Linked DNA regions of Mus musculus: all the other regions are linked to region 2. Evidence: chromatin loops called from intact Hi-C (ENCODE). Cell type or tissue: heart. All regions are shown on one strand.

Region 1 (8,000 bases), 150 kb before region 2:
CAGGGTGAGAGAGTGAAGTTACAAGACAGGTTTTGTAAAGTTACAGAATGGGTTGGCTTCCGTTTGGAAGTGGTGTGTGTGTGTGTGTGTGTGTGTGTGTGTGTGTGTGTGTGTATGCCTTTTCTTGTTATTGTGACAAGATAAAGCAACTTAAGACAGGATGGGTTTACTTGGACATAGTTTGAGGGCACAAGCCACCTGCTGTGGGTAGTGTAATGGCGTGAATGGCTGTTGATACGCTGGGAGAACCAAGTAGCAGGTTGTTACATTGTGTTCATCTGCAGTGCGGTAGCAGAGAGATGAACACAGGTGTTTAGCTCACGTCCTCCTTTTCATTCAATCTGGGATCACTGTGTCTGGAAACCCCCTCAGAGTCAAGCCCAGAGCTGCGTTTCCAAAGTGATACTAAATCCAATCAAGTTGATAATGCAGATTAACTCTAGGGGGTGGGGGGGGGGGAGACTCAGAAAGGAGGAGCAATGGCTTTTCTCAAATAGCCTTTCCTCTCCGCTACCTCTCGTGTTCCTGACAGTCCCACACCAAATAACTGGTCGATGGAGACCAGAGTGGTGTTACATGAGACAGAATATCCCTAGAACAGTGGCAAGTACATGTTTTTAATGATTTAGAGTGTCTCCTTCAATTTCTGAGTTCTAAGGGCCCTCTCTTGCCTCTTCTTGATCCCATTGTGACAAAGAACTGAAGGCTTACCAAACACTAAACCAACAGCCCAGCCTTCCATGCTTACTCTGCTGAGCCCTACTCACTCTAGTCTGATTACAAACCATATCGGGGGCCATGCCTGTCACTCTGATGGGGACTACTGAGTCACCCTTCTCCCACCTTTCTGCTGCATCCCAAGTGCCAGCTTTCTGTAGCTCTGGAGGTTAACCCATTACCAATAGCACATCCTTCTAATGGGATACACTACAAAGATGGGAGGGGCACTAAAGTCTCGGGCTCACCTCCCCCTCCTCCTCCCCTTTTTTGAGACTAGGTATCACTGTGTAGCTCTGGCTGTTCTGAACCCCCCTCTGTAGACCAGGCTGGCCTAGAACTCACAGAGATCTGCCTGTCTCTGCCTCTCAGGTTCTGGGATTAAAGGTGTGGGCCAGCAGTGCCTGGCCAGTCTCATCTCTTAGTAAAATAGCTAGGCAAACATTCCTTTGATGTCACAGTCTTTGCAGTACCTCAGAGGGCTGAGACACGCGGGTGAGGAGACTTTCTAGGAGATGTGTGATCTGTGTACCCCCTTCCCCCGCTTTAAGCAGCATGAGAGTTTGACTTTAAGATGCCTTCTGCTGCTATGTGAGCCTAACACAGATGCTTCCAGAGACACTCATGTAAAGCTAAGGTCTTAGCCCCTCCCAAACCGTACCATCTTTATTCGGAGCTGCCCCCCTTTAGTTTTCCATGGAGGCCAAGACCTCAAAGAAGTCTATGTCTGGCTTACATGCTCAGCTCCTTACAAAGACTGCTGACACCATGTCTTCTCTGGAAGACATCTTAAGAGGTCTTTAGGCCACCTGGCTCTGCTCTATGCAAGTCTGTGTCTAGTCCTGGGAATCTTCGAGGCGCACTTAATTTGTAGGTTAGGAAGAGGGGATGCAACTAACATAGGGAAAGTTGAAGTATTCTTGAGTGACCTCTTACACCTCTCCCCTCCATCTCCCCCAAAGTGGGTTTCCCTGTATAACCCTGGCTGACTAGGAACTTTTTTTTTTTTTTTTTTTTTTTTTTTGTAACCCAGGCTGGCCCGTGTTGGGGGATGGTCTTGCGCTGTGTATTCTGATGCTGATTTCCACGCCAGGACAACTGGTTGCAGTCGGGACTTGGCGTGGTCAAGCATCTCCGGTCTTGATGTTATGCAAAAATTGTTTTCCCTCAGGACTGGAACTCTGCGGTCTGCCTGCCTCTGCCTCTTGAATGCTGGGATTAAGGGTGTGAGCCAGTATGTCCGACCAGAACCCCTACTTTAGAAGTAACTGTGAATTAGGGATTGAATCCAGGGCCCTTATCTTTCCTCTTAAAAATCAAAAACTTCTCAAACGAATTTCATAACCTCAAGGCTATTGAAATGTTCCCTGCGGGTTACAGGTATCGCCCAGTCACCTGTCAAGTACAGCTCAAATCCAGCAGAAGCTCTGGTGAAAAACAATGTCTGGGGCCTTGAAGCTGTCGAAGTGCTTAAGGTTTTTTATTGTCTGGTCTTTCCCTCCCTCCCTCCCTCCCTCCCTCCCTCCCTCCCTCCCTCCATTCCAATCTCAAGAGAATATATAAAATAAAGCAAACAAAATATGTTTATATTTTATTACTACTGTGTCTACCAATTTGAATTTCTTATTATTAAGACCCAGGGTGTCTGGATGTAGAAATGTCATAGGAAATCATCCACCAGCCTCCAAGAGTGAAAAGGGTCTGGTCTTTGAAATCACCCTCAGGTGTGTCAACTGATTTCCAAGTGCTCAAGCACTCATTCTTTCAGATACCTCCCCAAGACTTTCAAAAAGTATCCACCTTCTTCATGCTTAAACAAACTTAAAAATCGCCCCCACCCCAAGACACAGTCACACACACAGTCTCTGGTTATAATTTTACTAGGAAACTTGTGTTTAAGAATAGTTCGGGAAGCACAAACTTTAGATACCAGGGCAGCCCAATTTGAGGGACCGTGCTTTCTCCGCAATTCACAACTATGGAGCCCGTTGGCTCTTTCCCTAGCCTTCAAAAATCCATGGCTGCCCTTCTTCCTTCTGGAGATTTTCCTGCAGAAGTAGGAAATGGGAAAGTGTCTAAGATCAAAGCAGGAGTGGGCATCTCACAGGTGGAAAGGCCAAAGAACCCTCTGACTGCCTAGGGAAGAGGAGACTTCATAACACCACGTCCTGCAGTTGGCTGTATCCTTCGAACCCCGGAAGAGCACATCCAGTGATTTGGGAACACGCTATCAACACATCCCAACATCACACTCAGGAACTCTCTGGGGAGCCCACGGTGATACTGGGGTATTGAGAGCGGGCAGAGGCCTGAGGGAGCTCCAAGGCTCTCCTCTCAGGCATACACTTAAACCTAACAGTCTACCACGAGCACCTCAAAACCCACAAACCGGTTGAGGAAGACACAGGCAGGAGCAACCCTAGATCATTTTTGTCCCAGTTTCTCCCACAACTTTCTGCCACTCGGGACTCAGAAGTCAAGGTCAGTTTGGCCAAAGAGAGCGCACCTCCAAGGCAGACAAGAACAAGAGCCGACAGGGTCCTGGGGATCATTACCGCCGGCCGAAGGGAGCCAAGTGGATGGTTTAGGGGACTATAGCAGCACCCGGAAGCGGGGGGGGGGGGGGTTGGCTGGGCGCTCGCTGCACGCCCTAGCTGCGCTCGCGATCTCCGACCCAGCGCTCCTGCCCTAGCCTAGCTCTTAGGGGAAAAGTGAGGCTGAAAGGACACTGGCGCAAAGGCATACTCCGAACTTGGGTAGCAGATCCCCGCCATTACTCAGTCCTGCGCTAACTGCGCTTCCATTTGGAGTCCCATATAGTTACTCGCCACCAGCGACCTCAAAAACAAGTCGCAGTTCTGCGGAAGGAGGAGGAAGGGCAGGCGGGCGCCCGAGGAGCGCAGCTCCAGAGAAAGGGGAGGGACGGGGTCAGGGCAGAGGCTGTGGCCGCGCCTCCCTATTGGCCGGGACACGGTGGGAAGTCGGGGCAGGCAGCCAGCGTGCGGGGCGGGGCTTCTCTGGAGCCCCGCCCCCGGCCCGCCCCCAGCCCGATGTCCCACTCCCGCGCCCCTCGCGCCCTCCCGCGGGCGGGCCGTCCGAGTTTTTAAAGTGGGCTGACAGCCGAGGAGGCCGGACATTCGAGAGCGGCCGGTGTACAGCTCCGGAGTCCGCAGCGCTCCGCTCCAGCTCTCCTGAGGCGGCCGTACAATCCTCGGCAGTGTCCTGAGACTGTATGGTCATCTCAGCGGCCGCACTCGCTTGCCCCCGGATTTTTTTCCAACTTGCTCTCTTCGAGCCATTTTTTTTTCTTTTTTTCTTTTTCTTTTTTTCTTTTTCTTTTTTGGTTGGTTGGTTTTGATTTGTCAGATCCCAGAAAAGTGACTCCTGTTCGGGGCTAAACGGAACTCCAGGTCCCTTGTCGCTGCTCTCTCTCTCTTTTGGCGTCTTACAACCTCCTCCCACTCCTTTCCCCGGCCCCGCCTCCTCCTGCAGGTTCCTCCCCGTCACCCCCCTCCTCCCTCCTCCTCCTCCGCACCTAGCCAGCCCTCTGCAAACTTCCACCTGATTGAGCGGGACTCTCGGACCTGCGAGCACTAAAGACCTTTCACACCTGCCCGGGCGACAGAGAGCTGCGGAGGGCCACAGCAAAGAGAGCGGCTGCAGCCCCTACGGGGTTAAGGAACCCAGGTGCTCCGGGTCTCGGAGGGCCACGGCGACAATGACAGCTGACAAGGAGAAAAAAAGGTAAGCGGGAGTCAAAGCTGGCGACCGACTTGGTCCCAGGCATTGGCGGAACTGCGCGTGGCGGGCGCGACCCGGGGCAGTCGGGAGAGGGGTGCGAGAGTTCTCGGAGGCTGGAGGACCGCTGTTGAGGGGCTTTGAGTAAGCGAGTCGGTGATGCCTTTAGGGACAAGGAGCTGCGGTGTCGCAGTAGAGTTGCAAAGCGGATAGTTCCGAGACCTTGAGACACGGAGAGATGGCCCTGGAGGTCAGGGGTGCTTCCGCGGCGCCTTCCAAAGTCTGTCGTCCCTGGAGCACCAAGCTTCCCTAGCGAGTGTTTTGAAATGTTTCTGGGCTGATGCCCTCGACTCTTAGGGTTTCCATGCTGGAGCAGTAGACACGCCTTTCTTTTCCTAAGACCCTCTAGGTCTTTCCGAGAGCGTTCCTATGCGGGCTTTGCGCCCCAAACTAGCATGGAACAGAGGGCAAAGCGCAACTCTGGGGTGCGCCCTGACCGAGAAGCCGGAACACTGTCAAGGGTCCTGCTCCAGACGGCACCCAAGTTTGTTCAACCCCCTTAACCTTACCCTACACCTAGACTCCGGCAGAGAGTGGGGAGTGAGTGACCTGGATTGCCCTGCGGGGGCAGGTGCTCTAGTGTGCAGAGAGAAGACCGTGACACCCGGCGGCTCCGAGTGTCTGATTCTTAAGACGAAGGGCAGCCACGAAGGTTTGTCCTCGCGAACCTTTCGGCACTGGGTGAGAGGCAACTCGGGGCAACTCGCGCTGCCCTCGAGCCTCCTTCAATCCGCCCCGCATCTGGTGACTTGACACCCAGCTCTAGGAGCTGAGGTGGGAACACACTGTGACCCCGCCGCAGACCTGGGTACATTCTCGTCGCCTGCAAAAGTTTATAGCTGGCCGCCTGGCACTTTGCTCCTGTTTCGATCGGTGCGTGCCGTGGGTTAGAGCTTCCAGCACTGCGCTCCGTGGCGACTTAGCTGGGGTGTCCGGAATGGTACGCGTGACCGCAGAATGGCGCGAGCTGCCAGAGATCCGTGGCCAGACTGGAAAAGACTGGCGGTGAGGACCCAGCCCCGAGCAAACGGGCTTTTTGTTTGGGCTTCCACTTAGGGACATGAGCCAGGAACTGTGTATCCTCTGGTCGAAAGCTGCAGCTCCCACCTCAGGGCACCGATAAGGAGTTGATAAACTCCAGCGAATCGCACCCGTCCTGGCCCGGCGCCCGCGCCCTGCGCTGGCGGATCTCTAGAGGGGGAAGGTATTGAGTCCGGTTCTAGATTCCCCATTATCGCCCACCAAACAACTCTGAGGTTCTGTGTACTTTGAGGGTAGAGAAGGAGAAGCAAGAGAGAGAGAGAGAAAAAAAAAGACTAAGATTCTAGCTCAAACTGTAAAACCAGCCAGAGGGTAATCACAAACCATCAAAACCGCGAAGTTGGACAGCAGAGTAGCCAGGAGCACTTATTGAACACTTTATTACTGCCTTGTCTATGGGTGACTGTCGCGTTTGTCCGAGATGAGACCTGACAGTAATCAGTGTCAAGTGTCATCTTGCTCTTAGGTCTATCAATCCTTGGGAGAGTCAGGGATCAGTGGGGAAAGCTATTTCCATACCCAGCTTGCAGAGACTCTTTGCCGAGGGCTGGCAGGGAGTATAGTCAGAGCCTAGAAGAACGTTGCATAATGACACTACAAATTATCCACAACAGCGGCCACTTTAAGAACCAGTGTGACACAGACTGTGAACCTCCTAGGAATCTTCGGCCTGTAGTGCAGTGCCCCAGTGGTAGCCAGGCCCGCAGGGTGTGTGTGTGTGTGTGTGTCCAAAAAACAGGGCAAGCAGTGTAGGTTCAGTGTAGGTTCAGACTTCCAAAGCCTGTTAGGATAGTGGTTTTGAGATTCTGGTTAAATTGACTGACTTCTTGGGGGCATCAATATGTAGTTGAAAATTGTGAAGCAGGGCATCAAAAGTTAATGTCCCTTAAATGGCTGCCCAGAGCTTTCCAGAGCGCTTCAGGAAATCAATGTGAGCAGCAAGGGTTCCCGGATTGGTGATACCACCCACTAGTGGTTCAAGGGCCGGTTCTTCTCCAGGGCATAACTGAGCATTTGTATGGTTCCTTCTGGAAACAGCCCTTCCAGAGGCCAGAAGGCTTGTTTTAGTCCCAAACATCCTTGTGTGGGTGGATATATTCCTTCATGATAGTCAGGAGCCAGTCTTTTATTTGTTGGCTGGTTAGCAGACTGGGGGAGCCACAGCAAGCTCTCTTGGAGTTCTCATCAACCCAGCAGGATTCCTGATTCTAGGAAGAGCCAAGTGTGGATGCTCTCAAGTGGGGATTTGTAGAACAATTAAGATAAATGGAAGTGAGGTCTTTGGGTGGCCAGGAATCCAAGTCCAGGCACAAAGCTAGACTCTGGGTCCAAGTACCTTTCAGGAGTGCTTCTGGTATTTGGTGCCAGGGCAAAGATGGGCAAGGAATTGGAGATAGCTGGACCTTCAAGTTTTCTAACTGTGGCTGGCTTCTGATGGCAGCAGATTTAATTGTTCCTCTGTTAAAATAAACCCAAGGTCCATCAGTTTTCCCAGCCGAGGAGACAATGCTGGCTGGGCTTCTTGAGTGAAGCTTATCTCCTAACTAGTGTTCCTTCAACATTTGACAACAGTCTAACCTGGTAGAGCAGTGCTGTACGACACTATCAGCCTGGCATTTAAACTGTACTAAAGATGACTTTCTTAGAGTTTTGGTTTTTTTGTTTTGTTTTGTTTTTTGGGTTTTTTTTTTTTTTTTTGGTTTTTTGTTGTTGTTTTGGTTTTTTGTTGTTGTTGTTTTTTTCAGTTTTATTGTGAGGCTTGAAGATTATTTTATAAGCAAGTATGAAAGCCATAAACATATTTTCTCTTTCTGGATAAGGCTCAAGGAAGGTAAAATAATCCCTCTCGGTACAAGGAAAATTAGTGCTGATAAGAATCAGAAAGTTGGTTCATTACAATCAGTTAGCATGTGAACAGCAGAGCCTCCCACCCCATCCCCCCCACCCCCCCACCCCCCCCACCCCCGCCATGGCATGCCTCTTGCCACTGAGGATTTCCAAAGGATTAGTGCAGCTCACCATCACCATACCTCCACCACCACCACCACCAGACCCCTGAACCTTCAAGACAGAGGTTTACTTTCCTAGATAATTGCAAGAGCCTTGTTCTGAGCTGAGGCAGGAGAGATGTCAACCAGTCAGTGGCGCTGCTCTTGGTAGTTAAAAACTTTGGGGAATCGGAATCCATTGGTTGAGTACCTTTCCTTTATTTCAGTTAGGGGAAAACAAAAAACAAAAACCAAACAAACAACAACAACAACAAAAGACCCCAACAAACCCTACTACTCGAGGTATAAAATAAAACCAATGCAAGCACCCTCCTGGTTCCTGGATGTAGCAAGTTGCTTTGTGAAGTAGAGGACATTCCACAGCTACTAGATTGTTGCCTGGTGTGATTAGGCAATTTTGCAGGGATGAAAGCCTGAACTGAAAACAGGCTACTT
Region 2 (8,000 bases):
ACTTGTGTATTATTGTTTCTTGTTTAGTGTTTGTATATGGTGTGTGTGTGTGTGTGTGTGTGTGTGTGTGTATGAGAGATGTATGTCTATGTGTATGTGTGTGTGTGCATGTGTGTGTGTGTGTGTGTATGTATGAGAGATGTATGTCTATGTGTATGTGTGTGTGTGCATGTGTATGTGTATGTATGTGAGAAAGAAAGAGACAGAGAGACACAAGAGAATGTTATTTGCTGTTTTTTGTTCTTGTTCATTTTCTACAGTAACAGAGAGAAAGGGTGTAGAGTTGGAAAGCCAGGGAGGATATGCAAGGAGCTGGGTAAGGGAAAAGCATAATCAGAGTATATTGTATGAAAGAAGTATATATTATATATTTCAATACATATGTTAAATATATAACATATTATATACAAATATATTTATATTATATTATGTTATATTATATAATTTACATATTTATATTATAGTTTATATTATATAATTTATATTATATACAATATATAAATATTATATAAATATACATATAAATTATTATATAGATAAATATAATTTTTATATATCGAAACGCACATATAAATATATATGTATGCATATATACATATATTTGTGTGTGTGTGTGTGTGTGTGTGTGTGTATGTGTGTGTAACTTCCCTTGAGCAGCAGTGCCAGGCCCTTTGTAGAGACCCTATGAAGTTGTCTCAGCCCTAGCTGCCACCCTTCCATATTCCACATCAGCAGTCTCGAGTCTATGCAGTCTTCTTGAAGGGCCATGCTGTTAAAGGTTGCTACTGCCCGTCTGCCTAGACACATCTCCTACTGCAAAGCTGAGGTGCTCTGTCCTTCCTCGCACGTGAAGCACCCCACCCGGGACCTTGTCTCATTTCCACATGCCTCGACTGCAGCCATGACTTTGTCATGGCAGGGAACTTCTGCTATTGCTCCCCATGGCAACTGTGAGGAGACTGTAATACGGGGAGGATGGATTCCAAATCCTGAAATAGACGTTAGTCATTGAGAGGGGCAGGAGCCATGCAGATGCTCAAGAGCCCCAATAGTGATGGGGGAGTGAGGTTATCACTGTCATGGGCATGGGGACCGAAGTTCTGAAACCGAAGTCTCTTCCGTAAGGAACGGAAGGACAATCCAAGCATCCTACTTCCTGAGGAAGCTGACCTGGGTCAGGAACACGAGTGCTTGTGGCCTTTACATTGTCCTGTAGAGTTAGGTATTTACAGATTAGCGATGGGTGTGGTAGGCTGGGCCATCAGAAATGACCATCAGATCCAAACAAACCTGCCATCCTGGCTGTAATGGAAATGACAGTGAATGTTGTCAAATGTGCAGCCCCAGAATCAAAGGGACACCAAGAACCACTGTTATGCCATGATACTCATAGAACAAGGGCTGGCACTGGGTCCCTGTTCTAGAGACATCCACACCCAGAAATGCGAGTACTCCTGAAAGAGCCAGCACGTAGAGGGCTTCCCGTCTATCCGCCTTCAGACTTCACCTTCAGTCCAGCATCCTAGGGGCAGGGAGACACGCAGAGGAACCTTGACCTGCGAGGGAAGTGCCAGTCTGTGATCAGCAACTCAATCTGGAAAAGCAGAGAGGAAAGTCTAGCCTTGACGTTCTAGAACAAAGAGTTGAGAAACAACAGTGTGAGCTTTTGCTAATATTAAGTGCTGAAAGAAATGTCTGGTGGTGCAGAGAGGGTCCTTCCATAGTGGCCATGCTGTGATGTTTGATGGACACATGTTTGCTGTCTTCAACCAGTCTTGTAGCAGACACGGGAGACTTCCCTGGCTCTCGCTTCTAGAGGACTTTCCATAGGAACGTGGAATCTAGAGTCTCTACGCCTGCCTTTAGCTCATCTGGCCCTTGGGTGTGGACTACCCTGCTCAGAGGCTCTGTGGAGGAGCCTGGGAGTCGGGCAGGCATCAAGTCTGCTGCGTATACTCTAAACCTGCTACCCAGACAGATGTGTTTTATCTGCCTTCTCTCCGTTCCATATAAAATATCCTTTAAGAGAAGGATTCCATTGCTTTTTATAATATTTGAAATGTTTGCCTTGGATACTCTTTTCAAAGCCTTTTCTTAACTTGATAAGAGCTAGAAAAGAACTCGAGGCTAGACTAGAAGTCCAGAATCCTATTCACACATTCAAATTTGTCAGCTCTGGGACTGCCCTGTCCTGAGAGGACAGTCTTTATGGCCCCTCCCCGATCTGATGCCTGAACTCCACACCAGGCTGAGGACCCAGCATAAATAGAAGGTGGACGGCCAACACCACACTAAAGGAGCTTGGAGAAGCTGCAGTGCAGAGACCTCACCACACAGCTGACAAACGAGAGCGGCAGAGAGGAAGTCCTAGTGAGCGCCAGGCTGGGCTGATTTTACCCCGCCCCCGACTCCTCCATGGCCCTTACACCTATCTCCTGCCAGTTCCCAGTTGACTCATTGTCTTCCCCTGCCTCTGTGACTCACTTAGAATAAAAATGTCCCCCTCACAATGCCACCAGTGTTCCCTGCAGGGCATTGGACATCTGTTTGGGATCTGTGACCCCTAGAAAACTGCAGTAAATAAATGTCGCCATCCATCATATAAGCAGCTGCCTCAAAGAGCCCAGACTAGAAGAAACTTCCAGAAAATTCTCCCCCACCCCACCCCACCCATCTCCCCTTCTCTGACAAAGCTCCTGGTCTCACTTCCTAAACAGAGCCTTCCAAACAGGGCCACATTCCCTTCCCACCTTCAAAACAGCTGAGCCCTGGCACTGAGGGACAGAACACCTGCCTTCCTCGAAGTGTAGCCAAGAGAGCTGTGTCCCAGGCTGTGATCAGAGCTAAGCAGGTTGGCAACTGAGGCTGAGCCAAGGGTGCAGTCAGGCTAAGGGGTAACTACTGAAGGAACAAGAGCCCAGAGTGTGAGAGGAAGCCACAGAAGGTCGCATCTGCCTATGGGCTCCACTTCCCTCCTTACACCAGTAACCACATGAATAAGGTCCCTCTGTGGTCACCTAAGAGCCGAGCCTTCTGGCCACAGCAGGCTGTGACTTCCTAGACAACACCCACACACAGGCATGACCCTCTATGTCTTCCTCAATCCATAGTCCTCCTCATCTCTCAGGGCCCTGTGTCATTTTTTTTTTCCTGCAGGATGTGGTTGACATCTGTCCCCTGGTACCTTCTTAGTCTCCCTATCATCCACTGTAGCCCAGAACTCACGGTTCCCTTCCCCCTGGATTTTTCCATTCCTCTCTACTTTAAGCCACATTAATTCTCCTAATGCTTATTTCCACACAGCCAAGTAGTTGCTCCCTCAAGGGCAATGGCCGGAGCTCTGTCACCACTCTCACAGCGGCTCCTGATACCGCTCCTCACAGTGCTCGCCCAAATGTACACATGCAGCTCTCGTGTAAGCGGAAGGCTGCGCCTCCTGACACCTGGAGATGTCTCACAGACGCCCGTCATTGTGCCTCTGTCCCCCCTCTTCCCACCTGACATACACTCATTCACCCCATTCTCTCACCCTTCCCTCAATGTACACCCTTCCCTCAATGTACACCCATTTGCCATTTGTGCTGTCTCTGCATTCTCTGTGACCAGATCACGGGCAGATGTCAGCATCTCTATTCCACAGGAGCAGAAACTTCCTACTAAGCTGAACGGTCCATCTTCCCTCTTGTGCTCAGCAATGGGTCCCCAGCCCGGCAATGTCCTCTGCCACTTCAGCTTCAATGACAAAGGCAGAGATGTACCAAAGTTCTGGGAAGCAAGAGGATAAAATAGGCAGAGAGAGAGAAAGAGGACAGGCCACATTGGGATGTCATTCACTCTTGGTCCAAAAAAACCCTGAGAAAAAGGCTTTCCAGTCAGCTAGGAAAAACAAACAGAGCCAGAATGGAGTCAGCTGGAGGAAGAACAACCTAGCAGCCACCATACAATCAACCAGAATCAAGCGGCCTTATGGACACAGCTCTGTCACCGTGCTGGAGAAACCTGAGGGGGCAGTGTTGCGAGTGTCCTGGGAGGAACTCTGCGGATTTCTATGTTATCGGCTGGGGGAGGCCTACAGCGTTTGTTGGCCCCTACAGGCAAACACAGTGGCCAGACCTTCGAAACAGGACGCCTTTGTCCGTGACTGACACCCTGGCCTAGAGCCCAGCTCCGCTTCAGGGGAGGATTTAGGTCACAAGAAAATGGGGGCTGGGGGGAGGTGGCTATAGTTTTAGAAATCTGTCTCTGTAAAACTCGGGGAGGTATTTTACCCCTTCCCAGGGTCACACCCTTGCCCTGGCTGACCTTACTTTGTATTACTCTGACTTTGAAGCTAGAGCTTTGGCTGGCCTCCTCAGCTTCTTTTTAAAAAATGCTATTTGGCAAATTCCCACCCGACTGGAACCTCCCCCATCGATCTATTACCTCTTTCTAGTCAGCTCAAATCAGTATGTCTTTCCCAACCTCTGTTCAGTTTAAAGACCCGTGCAAACATGACCATGAAGCCCCTGGAAGCTTCCGGTAGACTAGAGAGTTAACCAAGGAGCACGAAATTAGGACTGATTTCCAAAGCCAGTGAGCGTCTCAGAGGAGGATGGTGCCCTGGCCTGCTCATACTCCCCGGCTGTTTCTGCTTTAGAGAGAAGTTGCTGAAGGTATTAAAGCAGGCTCTTGAAGAACGACCCAGTCACAAGCTGCTGTGATCTTTCTACTTCAGCTGCCCTTTCTAAACTACTGACTTTCATAGAGGTCAGCCAGAAACCCTGCCTTCGAGGCCAGTCCTTATCCTCAGTGCATTTTTATAAACCTTGGCAAATCGTTTTTCCATCCCTGTCTCTTTTATGAGAAGAGCTAACTGCTCTCTCACGCCAGGCGCTAATAAACTTTGTTCCTTCCTGTTGGCTTTGCTCGCCATCTTCTGGACAAAAGCAGTATTGCTACCGAGGTAGAGCCGGGCCAGGGCTTCTTAGCGCAAACCCAAAGCAGTTTGGAGAGGACCAAAATGAACTACTCCTGAATGCCAAGAGCGCAACAATGAGCCTCATTTGTTATGGCAAAGACGTGCTAAACACTTCTTTTGAGAAATCACGTCCGGGGTACCTCACCTTACACCTTAATGTGTAAGTGGCCTGTCGTGTTGTACACGATGTGATTTGTGATGGGCACACATCACATAGTCTCTAAACCAGAAAGCCTGAAGTCTAGGGTCAAACATGGAAGATGTCCGTACATTCGAGTGAGATGCTGCCTGCTCGGAGTCCTCAAAGAGCTGGAGCTCAGAGCAATGGGAACCATGCAGAGGAGGTGGCAAAGCTGGCACCGACTGACAGTGGGGGAAAGAAAGGATAAACATGCTTAAGGAACACCTTGTGGAATCAAAACACTGCTCCTTCACAGCCATAGATCCAGCGACGCAGTTAGGAAGGTGGCCACTAGGAGGCTTAGAATCCTGGCAGCAGGGTAGTGGAGCCAGGAGAGTCTGGAGTTCAAGGTTGGCCTTGGCTACATAACAAGTTCAAGGCCACCCTGGTCTATATGAGAATCTGTCTCAAAATAAAATAGAATAAGGAGGCAGGAGGAAAAAGGAGAGAGGGGGGTTATGGCTTTTTTTATCAAGATAATTCTGCAGACCTGACTAGATCTACATGTGTGAAACAGAACACAGGGTGAAAGGAAGAAAAAAAATCAGACTTACAGCAAACCAGCTTTGGTTTCAAATCTCCACCCTGCCAGGTGACAGCTGTGTGCATGTGAAATCAGTTAGGTATCCTGATCCACAGTTTCTCATACAGGCAGGGATGACCACAGCAGCTCTTCAGAGGGGATAAAATATGGTCACATGCATGTTCTGATACATGACTGACACCAGGGCACAATGCCAAGGTCCCAGCTGCTATGCCCAGAGAACTTACAACTCCTCCAGGTCATTTTCAAACCACCTGGGACAGACTGAGAACATTGCCTATCTAGAACTGAATAGAGTTGGTCCACCTCCTGCTGGGACTGTGACCTGGAGTCACCAAAACAGACATGTGCGAGTAAGCAGTGAGGACGATACTCAGAGCTTCAAGGAGCATGCGCCAAGGTCAGGGATGTACGGTAGGTAGTCTCTGCAGATTCTTTTTACCCTCACTCTCACGAATCCAATGTGGGAAAAGCAGGCTCCTTGTGAGCTCCGGACTGGTCCCAGAGTCAGTGCACAGTGCTCAGCCGCAGCTCCCCGGGAGCAGGGGACGGAGAGCACATGCGGGAGGATGAATCTAGATCATCTGCGGAAGCCAACGTGCTCCCATTTCATTTACTTCAAGACTCTTAGCCCCACCTTATGTGAATGTGAATTGTAAGTTGTCGTGGTAGGCGATTAATCCCACTCAAATGGCTGGGACATTTCCAAACTTCCATGTGGCTGACACTCTCCCCTCCAATACGCCTGGGCTGTCCTCTAATCCCAAGCAAGTAAGTGGAGACAGTTGGCCACTTACTAAAATCTATATTCCAATCTTTGCAATGGGGGCAGGGGCTGGGGCCGCTCTTGCCGGCTCTTCCATGATTGCTGTGCTCTCCCTCCTGCAGCCTCGGGCCTGGTCTCTCTCCTTTCCCGACACAGCGGTTCTCAGTCCCCTCTCTGTCCCTTTGCCCTCAAATCCTAAAGTCCCATGTCTGTCTCCCTGCCCAGCCATTGGCCGCTGGCCATTTTATTCACCAATGAAAACCAAACGAGGGCAGGAATCCTCAGGGTTTTAGATGCAGGTCCTCCTGCAATTTTGGGAACCCATTTAACATAATACAAGCATTAAACCAAATCCACCACAGCAAGTATCCAGCATTATGTAGCACAGTGGAGGGAACTCCTAAAACTCGTACGATCAGAGACACTTGAGCTTCAGGCTGCAGACCTCAGATTGGCCTCCTGAGACGATCCCCCTGGGAAAAGGTACCTCAGGGTTGCTATCTGAAAGCAAAGCCAAGGTTAAACTCCTGTCGACACAGGTCAACCCCTGCACTCATGCCCCTCTTGGAAATGTGAGCCTTTGTGTATCTGTTTGAGACAGGCTCTTGAGTAGCCAGGCTGGTTCCAACCAAAGTCACTGGACAGATCAGCCTTTGCCCGCCCCTTTCAAGCAGTGGAATTCTAGGCTTGCCCTGCCATGCTTGGCTAACACAAGCCGCTTGATCCCTCCAGCAAGCAAAGGCATGTAAAACCAGCCCGAGGACACTCCGTTCAGAGCTGTCTGGGGCTTGTCGTTTAAGCTGGTGGACAATTGTCTTGGGACACAAGCATCCATCTGGGAAGGCGTCCTCTAACCCCAAGCATCATCTCCCCACCCACCCCCTTCCAACTCTACCTCTACAGCTAAATGCCAGCGTTTGGCTCAGGAAGCCTCAGTTCAGTGTAAAGACAAATATACATGGTGAGTGTTGTGCCCGCGTTGTTATCGGCCGGTTCTGTGTCTGTGTGTTTCAGTTAACACTGGATCTCCTTCTGGGTTACAACTCTAGCCAGCACCTTGGATTTCCTAGCAAGGACGTCAGAGCTGGATGTGAGTTGGGCAATCTAAAGGACAGGACAGGGCCAGAGCTTGCGGAGAAGAAACACAGGCTGAGCGCTTTCACTATTGCCAAACTCAGGTTCCAGGGGGTCTTAGAAAAATCCAAACAGGCATGGGATGACAGCGCCTTACCATTCCATCTTTCTGTCTGGTTAGCTTCTGGAGATGCTGATCCATCCAGGGCCCTCTAAGCTACCTGCAGCACTGAAGGGCACAGGTGGGCCTTGGACTACATTCAGTCTAATATCACCCCCCACACACACAACCCCACCACACCAACTCTGGGAACCCAGCACACTTGCTACCCCAATTCAAGCCCCGTGTGCCTGTGCTTCTCCCGTGTTATCCTTAAGCCCCATATCCCCTTGTCCTGACTCCTTTCTATTTTTCCTTCACTTCAGTCCCCAGCTCTTACCCCTCCAAGTCCTCGTAGGGCCACACACACTCTACTCA
Region 3 (8,000 bases), 410 kb before region 2:
AAGGCCTTGTCATTTGACAACCGAGGAGAGGAGCACCGAGCGTCGTCGGCCACCGATGGCCAGCTGGCAAGCCCCGGAGAGAACGGGGAAGTCCGGCCAGGCCAGGCCAAGCGCTTGGGGCTGGATGAGTTCAACTTCATCAAGGTGTTGGGCAAAGGCAGCTTTGGCAAGGTCTGTGGGCATCACCGTAGGATTCAGTAGTTCTCACTTATCAAATGGGGAAAAGAGGCAAAGAGGGAGGGAGGGAGGGAGGGAGGGAGGGAGGGAGGGAGGGACCACACTGAGCAGTTTCATGTGTTAGCATGTCCCTTCTTCCCAACTGTCAACTCCATGTGCACATTTCTTCCTTTGTGCAGAGAGCCATGTGAAATCCCGCTTTCTCAGTAGGAAAACCTTAAGCATGAGCTCTGAGCGTCTGTCCTTGGTGGACTCCAGGTTCAGAGCAAACCTTGCTGTGTAGGACTCTGGAAGCTGAATGTCCTTAACTGATTTTCCTGGTGCTTGCTAACCATTCTGCTCTTCTTCTCCACGTGAGAGGAGAGCTGGATAATTGTGTAGTGGATCCGGGCCTTTGCCCTTGAGGGCATTTCCCCCAGATCTCTGCTGCACTCTATGCCTTGTGGGGCTGTGCCCACCAGTGATGGTCCTGGCAAAATGCAAAGAGCCCAGAAAAATGAGGGGCATTTCAGATATCTGTCTATCTGTCTCCTTGTCTGTCTTAATACCGTGCCTGGTGTAGCAGTTAGGTTCTCTCATTTGTGCTGGGCTCTGGGAAGCAGCCAGGAGTGAAAGGCCTAATTCACCATTCCAAGGCCATTCTGAGGGAAGGCTCCGTGAAGCCCTCAGGCACAGGGCCTGCCTCTGCAGGCACTCACCTGCCCTATCTGTCCCGAGATCACCTGGCAGGGAGGTTACTGAAATTTCCTCAGATGGCAACTGCTGAATCGATCACATTCTTTAAAAACTAGCTTAATAAGAAACAGACCCCAGGCCTCTGGTTTACGTGTGGCTCTGGCTTAGGCTATGAGCAGGGCTAGGTCTGAATCTGAGCAGGATTCTAGGGAACTGAGCATGCTCAGAACTCCCAGGTCTGCACGTAAGGTAGACAGGATAGGGGTCCTGAAGACTCTGAGCGCTTAGCTGGCTTCTTAGGCAAAATCACACCATCGCAAGCAGCTTGGAGCCCGTTTTACATAGGCTGTATTTTGTAGGTGACAGAATCCGCACCCTCTCAAGTTCCTTGGGTTATGTTCGGTTTACTTTGACGGCAACATTGGAATAGCATTCTTCAAAGTTCCCAGGAAGGAGAATGACCTGCAACTATTTGGAGATAAATGAAAACGCCAACTGATAGGCAAATGCCAAGAAAACAGACTCCCCATAAGCCCTCAGGGGAAGGAATTGTGTCTTTACCTGCAGCACTGTGGATAAAACTGTAAAGGCAAACACAGGGCACGATTAAGTACACACAGATAAAGAGGTTATGTTCAGTAAGAAAAGATAGCAGCAGCTTGTCATGAAGCAGGCAAGGGAGGGCCAGTGCGGAGAGCAAGAGGTTTGTCTTTATGTCTCTTATGTGTACCGACTTAGAAGTAACAACCCCAAATAACTAGACAGAGGAGAAAACTCTCCCACAAAGAGAATCGACTGGAAAATAAATCTCCCAGGAAGGTAGACTGCAAGTTGAAAGCAGAGTCAGGGTAATGTCTCCCGTTTGTCAAGGAAGAGGAAGCAAGCCAACAGAAGGGGAAGGTGAAAGCGGCCCCATGCTCAGAGACGCTATTCTCTGAAGTAGCCCTCTTAAAAACCAGGAAATGTGGGCTGCAGAGATGGCTCAGCAGTTAGGGGCACTGTCTGCTCTTCTAGAGGTCCTGAGCAACCACGTGGTGGCTCACAACCATCTGTAATGGGATCCGATGCCCTCTCCTGGTGTGTCTGAAGACATGTACTTATATAAGTAAATAAACAAGTCTTTTTTTAAAAATCGGGAAGTGTGTAAAATGTTCAACCCTTTAGTTCTAAAACTATCTATTTCAAGGATATAATGCCAAACAAAATTTTAAATTGTGTCCAAAAGCACTCAGCGCAACTTATATAGAACTTAATTGGGTATAACTTGTTTCTAATATGAAGGAGATAGCAGAATCAATTATAGTGTATTTACTTTGAACTGAGTACCAGCAATCATGATAGAGATGAAGACTTTATAGGAAAATACATATAACATATTGCTTCTTCTGAAAGTCTGTATGTGTGTGTGGTATGGTGGGGCACACCTAATATTTTAGCATTTGGATGAAACAGAAGTGTCATGAGTTCAAGACCAACATGGGCTACATAGTGGGAACTGTCAAAAGAAATGAAGAAAGAGGGAAAAGGCGAGAAGAGAAAGATACAAGGGAGAGATAGGAAGCACGCTACATTTGTTCTCTGATAATTACAGTATCACTAGTGGAGATGAAGATATGAATAATTAGCCCCTGTGCATTAAACTTCTCTTACCTGAGCACTGTGCCAGAGATTTAAAAAAAAAAAACCCCTTAGGTAGTTTCCCTAAACGTTTAAAATGTTAGCTTCCTAAACATCTTCATTAAAAATGAAAGAAAGAAACAATTGACACTTAGATATTTGACATCATTTGGTTCTGTGGGTGTGAAGACTGACCAGATGTGTTAAAACTGGTTGCAGGTCATGTTGGCGGAACTCAAAGGCAAAGATGAAGTCTACGCTGTGAAGGTCTTGAAGAAGGACGTTATCCTACAAGACGATGATGTGGACTGCACAATGACAGAGAAGAGGATTTTGGCTCTGGCTCGGAAACACCCTTATCTAACCCAACTCTATTGCTGCTTCCAGACCAAGGTATGCTTAAGAAGGGGCTGGCCAGCTGACCTCTTGGGTAGTATCGTGGCATCTAACACACAGAATCTAAGCTATCAGAAACCACTTTTGACCGTCTGCGTACCTCTCTCCAAGACTTAGTGTGGTGGAGTGGATTTTACCCTTGCAGAGATAGGCGTTCGATTGAACACCATATGTGTGTCTGTGCAGGGATGAAAGATCGATAGTGCACTTTCAGATTGTGGCAACTCAAAGCCAAATGGTCAACCCCAGTGTTGACTCATTGGAAAAACCAACAGATGCGGTGTAAACCCGGTTCCAGCTCTTTTCAATCAACAGTAAGATTGCTTCTAGGCTGCTTCAGCTCAAAAGAAGAAAAAAAAAAAAAGCAAAAGCTACCTTCATCCTTCTACCTTGTGTGATGTCATAGGAGATGTTGAATCTAAACAAATGCTTGGAATTCCACAGTGAAATCCAACCATATAAAAGTTACCTGGCTGCCAGCAGGTGGCAGTAAAGGATGAGTGTGTGTATGGACATTGTAGCACACACCCACACCCATCTGATTTGGTATTATTCTTACAGAAACAGCACATGTTCTTCATAAAAATTCTTATTTTATTTTCCTTTTTGGAAATGCGTATGGGAGAAAGTCTTCTAGGATGCATTGTGAATCTGTAGTATTTGTGTGCTTTAGAAGGCAATCCAGACTGGGTCCTAGACAGTGAAGGGTGACATGTATGTAGGTGCTCGTGTGTGTGTGTGTGTGTGTGTGTGTGTGTGTGTGTGTGTGTGTGTATGTGTGTGTATGTGTGTGCGCATGTGCACACGCATACATGTGTTCTATATGCTAGGTCCTGGTGAACAAGACCCCGTTCCTGCCATCAGAAACTTGACAGCCTCTTTGCTCCAGCCCCCACCCTTACCCCTGAGGCAGTTTCTGAGAACCCTGCTTGTCTGAGGAGCTTTAGGAATGGGAGACTCTGTGGCCTGAGCTCCCATCCAGTAGTCTCAGGTCACATTAGCTCACTGGAGTCCCGGAAGAGTCCTGCAGCGTACCAAGAAAGATTACCTTAGTTTAATCCACAGTTGCCCAATTATTTTGGTCCCGACTCTCCCCCATCAACCCACGCATGACATCAGTAAGCAACACTGATCTAGGAAAGTTTTCCTCTCCTTCTGATGGCATCAGAAATGAGAACCACCTGAAAGGGCCTGGCCACTCTGCGGCTTATTTTTCAGGAACACCAGGGTTGCTTTCTCTATGAAACTGTCCTCAGAGACCCTGCTTCATAAAAATCTGTTTCTTTTCTGAGAAGCCTCAGATTGGTGGCTAAGTCATTTCTCTTTCAAACTTGTGTTGTGTAACACCAAACAGATTAGTGTGAGTTCATGTTTGTGTACAAATGCAGAGTCCAGTGTGGCAGAACAAGTGCAGAGATGGGTTTGGCGTTGTTCTCCCACTACAGCTTGGCTACTGTGGTTTTGGTTTTGAGATGGGGCCCCATTCTGAAGTTCAGTTCATTACTAGCCTGGAACTCGGGACAGTCCTGCCTCCACCTATTAAGTCCTGGCATTATAGGCACGAGCCACCATATCTAACTCATTTAGAACTTAATTCAAGATCAAAGAGAAAAGTATCAGGTGTGATATGTCTTTATTGTCTGTGGTTCTTTTCACATGGGCTTACATTCAGTAGTTTTAAGTTTTGTCTTAAAAGCAATAACAACAAAACCACTTAGTCTACTTTTTTCTTTGTATCATTGAAAAAATTGTTTCAGAGAACCAACAGTTGTGTGTGTGTGTGCGCGCGCGTGTGTGGTGGGTATTGGGAATTGAACTTAGAATCTCATGCCTGCCTTGAAGTAGGTGCTGGGTGTGGGGTTATCAGCGGGACACAGATTTGCCTGAGGAAGGATGACTGGGTGACTGGGGTCAGGACTTGGGGCTCATACTAACATCTGCAGTAAATTAGCACTAAGAAATCCTTAGTGTTTCCGTGGCATTCACACCAAGAAGAGCTGGGAGCTGCTGCTCTCAGGTCTAGCGGGGCAGCGGTGCTTTTGAAGGGTGAGATGGAGTGGAAGCAGAAAGGACAGCCTCAATCCGTGCTCAGTTTTCAACCTTGCTTGGATGTTGTTTTTCCTGAAAAAGTACCATTCCTCAGCCACCATACTGTTGTGGTTTTGACTGAGATTTTCATATATGATTCAAACCCACAAATATCTGTTTCAATCCTATTAAGATTTTTGCCTCATCCTTCATTAGAACGGGCAAAGCAACAGTGGGTGTGAAGTTGGTTTGGGCTGAGCCCCAGTGTGGTGGTTTGAATGAGCAGGACCCCTCCGGGCTCAGCTACTTGAATGTTGGCCTCCAGTTGGTGGCAGTGTTTGAGGAGACTCAAGAGATGCAGCTTTGTTGGGGGAACTGTGTCACTGGGAGTGGGCTTTGGACTTCAGATGCTTCCCACCATTCCTAATGTGCTCTCTTTGCTTTTTGCATGCTGCTCAAGAGCTGAGCCCTCAGCTTGTTGCTTCCACCGCCATGTCTTTGCTACACCATCATGGACTCCACCCCTCTGGAACCATAAGTACAAAGAAACTCTTTGTTCTTAGGTTGCCTTGGTCATGCTGTCTAGTTACAGCAATTAGAAAAGTCACTAACAGACTCAGGTTTTAGTATACAGGGAGGAATAGCTCTTCTGGAAGCTGCCTTGAGAGCGTCCTGGTCGATTATGCAGAACTTTAAACTGGGTGCCATGTACAGGTTGGCTGGGAGAGCTTGGGAGAGGGTAAAGTAAGGTCCTGTGCCTTTTCTGGCATCCAGCAAGGATGGCCATGCAGAGCCATTGGTAACAACCATAATGGCCCAGTTAAGTTTGCCAGCAGCAGCCTGCTGAAGGACCAAGCTAAATTCAAATAAGGACTTAAGGTTTCTCTCTTCTAAGCTGTTCTGTCCTTGGTGATGTGCTGTAGTCTTCTTCCGCAGACTCTGGAAGATAAGAAACAAGTGAAATGATCCCAGAACCCAGCGCTAATGAGAATGATCAGATAGGCCAGTCAATCAAACCACAAATACATACATACCCATCAGATTCTGACCTTGTGCTAGACTTGAGACCCTGCTGTGTTTTTTAGCTTCTAGAGAACCTGAATCGGGCGAGGGAAGCTACAGAGCTGGCCTTTGAGATAGGGTTAGCATTGGGAGGAAGGCGGGCACCTAGAGATGGCTCCGAAGTTCTTTCTAGATTTCATTTGGCATTCTCCCACACTAGACTTCACAGCTCCTGTTTCCTGTTTCTCTGTGGACAGATGACACGAGAAAGAGGAGAAGGGGGGGGGGGGGTGCATACTGAGAAAATAAGCAAAACAAATTCTTGCTGAGAGAAAGGGACATGGCAGCGCTGGGACCCTCTTTAGGGGGCTGTGGTGCCCCGCTCGGCTCTCAAAGGCATGGCCCTCCTGCTCCAGGCTAGAGCCCCGTGCAGGAGCTGCTTTTACGGACTCTGCCTGTTTCATTGGCTGCTGGCGCTCAGAGAGCTCCCAGGAGGTAGATTTATTTTGATTTTGTGGTTAACAGAAAATTAAAAATCCCAAGCCCTTTGAGATTTCGTGTGTTTGTACTTTATCACTGCCATTACAAATCCATCCTTTCCAACTGGATCCCACAAAACCTGACCTGGCCGGTTTCACCCGTGGCATTGCCTCTTTAAAACTTGCAGTTGTGCACACTGTACCCGTCCCCCACCCTCTGGCATTTCCTGCCAGGCCTGGGAAGCCAAATCCAGGAGGACTTTGCTGTGAAGGAAACTGGGGAAGCGGGGCTGAGCTTCTACAGGATCTCCGCTGGCCAGTCTCCCTCCAGCCCTGGGGAACGGGCAGCATGGAAAATCCTTAAAAAGCAACTGGAGATGTTTTTCGAATGTGACTTAATCATCTCTGTGGGCATGGGGAGAGCTTCCCAGAGCAAGTGTTGACAACATAGGAGAGAATTTGTAGTTTCAAGGAACTCTAATGTTTGTTTTGACTTTTAGCAGAACAGTAAACCCTAAAGAAAAAAATGGGAAAGCAAGATGATCAGCAGAGAGATGGCAAATCTAATGAATAATCAGGCAAGTCTGAGAGAGCAGAGAAAGCAACCTGAGGGGTAGGCCATGGTCCTGCTAGACCACATGATGCTGGAGGTCCAAGGGCCTGGGAGGAGTTGGAGGGCTTTTGGCCCATTTTCTGGCTGTTTCTGGAAAACAAAAGCCTGAGATATTCCACACCTCTAGTTGGTTTGGATTAGCAGCCCTCAGGGACTCTGTGGTACACACTTGCCAGGAGAAGACTCTAAGCAGTAGTGCTAGGGTAGGTAGTGTTTTCTAGGATTAGGTGAAGTGAGTCTACATGGATGCTTTGGGCTTTGTGTGACACAGTGGCTTATGTAGTGATGGCGACTGGAGGAAGCACATCTCCTTGGTGCTGAAGAGCATCCTGAGTGAGGGTGCTGGGAAGCAATGCCATTTCTCTTGCTTTAGCCAGTTTACACACTCAGGGGTCCTGTGGCCTGCAAGCGACCAAGGGCTCATGGAGACTCTGATAGGAGGGTCAGTATTTAAAGTCATTGAGTGGTAATCTTTGCCTCCTGGGGAGGACGGAGGGGCATGTCTGTGTGTGTGTGTGTGTGGGGGGGTGTTGGAAATGCAAGTAGAAGGGCCACATGATTTCATATCAATCAGGCCTGATGAAGAGATCAATCACTCAGGTCTTGAGGCAAGGACCCACTCTAGAATGAAATGCATGCTTATAGAGTTCACTTTGCTCCTGTGTCCAGGATAGATAGGCAGGGAAGATAGGGAGGAGCAGGGAGGAGTGCTGCCCCTTAGTCTAGATACTGTCACATCACGTCAGCTAGCTTCTTTGCATGTAAGGAAGCCATTTGCCTGAACTGGAGTCGCCGTCATAGGCTTCTGCTCAGCTGGCCCTCTTCACATGCTACGACAAGGCAGGCGTGATTATTCTCTTCTTTATTTTCACATGTGATTATGATAACATGAACATAAGATGTATCACCTTGGGCACAGGCCTATAAATCTAACACTTGGAAGCTGAGGCAGGAGGAGAGAAAGTTTGAGGTGACCCTTACGAAGATTGCCTCAAAGAAATATCAAGCAAACA

Evidence for each region. Peaks named below come from ENCODE experiments on the same cell type or tissue, not always from the same donor. Only the 100,000 strongest peaks of a DNase experiment are listed, where the experiment ranks them.
Region 1: a loop joins it to region 2, with 2.5 times the contacts of the local background. A loop is called at or near these places in 11 of 42 quality-filtered maps.
Region 3: a loop joins it to region 2, with 6 times the contacts of the local background. A loop is called at or near these places in 38 of 42 quality-filtered maps.

The regions. Positions count from the first base shown.
Region 1 is chr17:86,749,848-86,757,847 of GRCm38, forward strand. Epas1 (endothelial PAS domain protein 1) reads left to right here and starts at 4,017. Exons shown (of 16, transcript NM_010137.3): 1 at 4,017-4,461. The coding sequence starts at 4,436. In heart, CTCF peaks have their summits at 3,581, 3,790 and 6,533; DNase peaks (open chromatin) are centred at 3,734, 4,284, 5,574, 6,184 and 2 weaker places; H3K4me3 peaks cover 3,961 bases; H3K27ac peaks cover 3,063 bases; H3K27me3 peaks cover 1,460 bases.
Region 2 is chr17:86,901,413-86,909,412 of GRCm38, forward strand. No RefSeq gene overlaps it. Among named protein-coding and RNA genes, the nearest start is that of Tmem247, 12 kb to the right of the region's middle. In heart, CTCF peaks have their summits at 4,007 and 4,923 (motif pointing left); DNase peaks (open chromatin) are centred at 4,079 and 4,909; H3K4me3 peaks cover 294 bases; H3K27ac peaks cover 1,998 bases; H3K27me3 peaks cover 1,260 bases.
Region 3 is chr17:86,493,250-86,501,249 of GRCm38, forward strand. Prkce (protein kinase C, epsilon) reads left to right here. Exons shown (of 15, transcript NM_011104.3): 9 at 1-171; 10 at 2,689-2,862. Among named protein-coding and RNA genes, the nearest start is that of Gm30284, 52 kb to the left of the region's middle. In heart, CTCF peaks have their summits at 1,942 (motif pointing left) and 3,344 (motif pointing right); DNase peaks (open chromatin) are centred at 1,822 and 6,622; H3K27ac peaks cover 2,350 bases.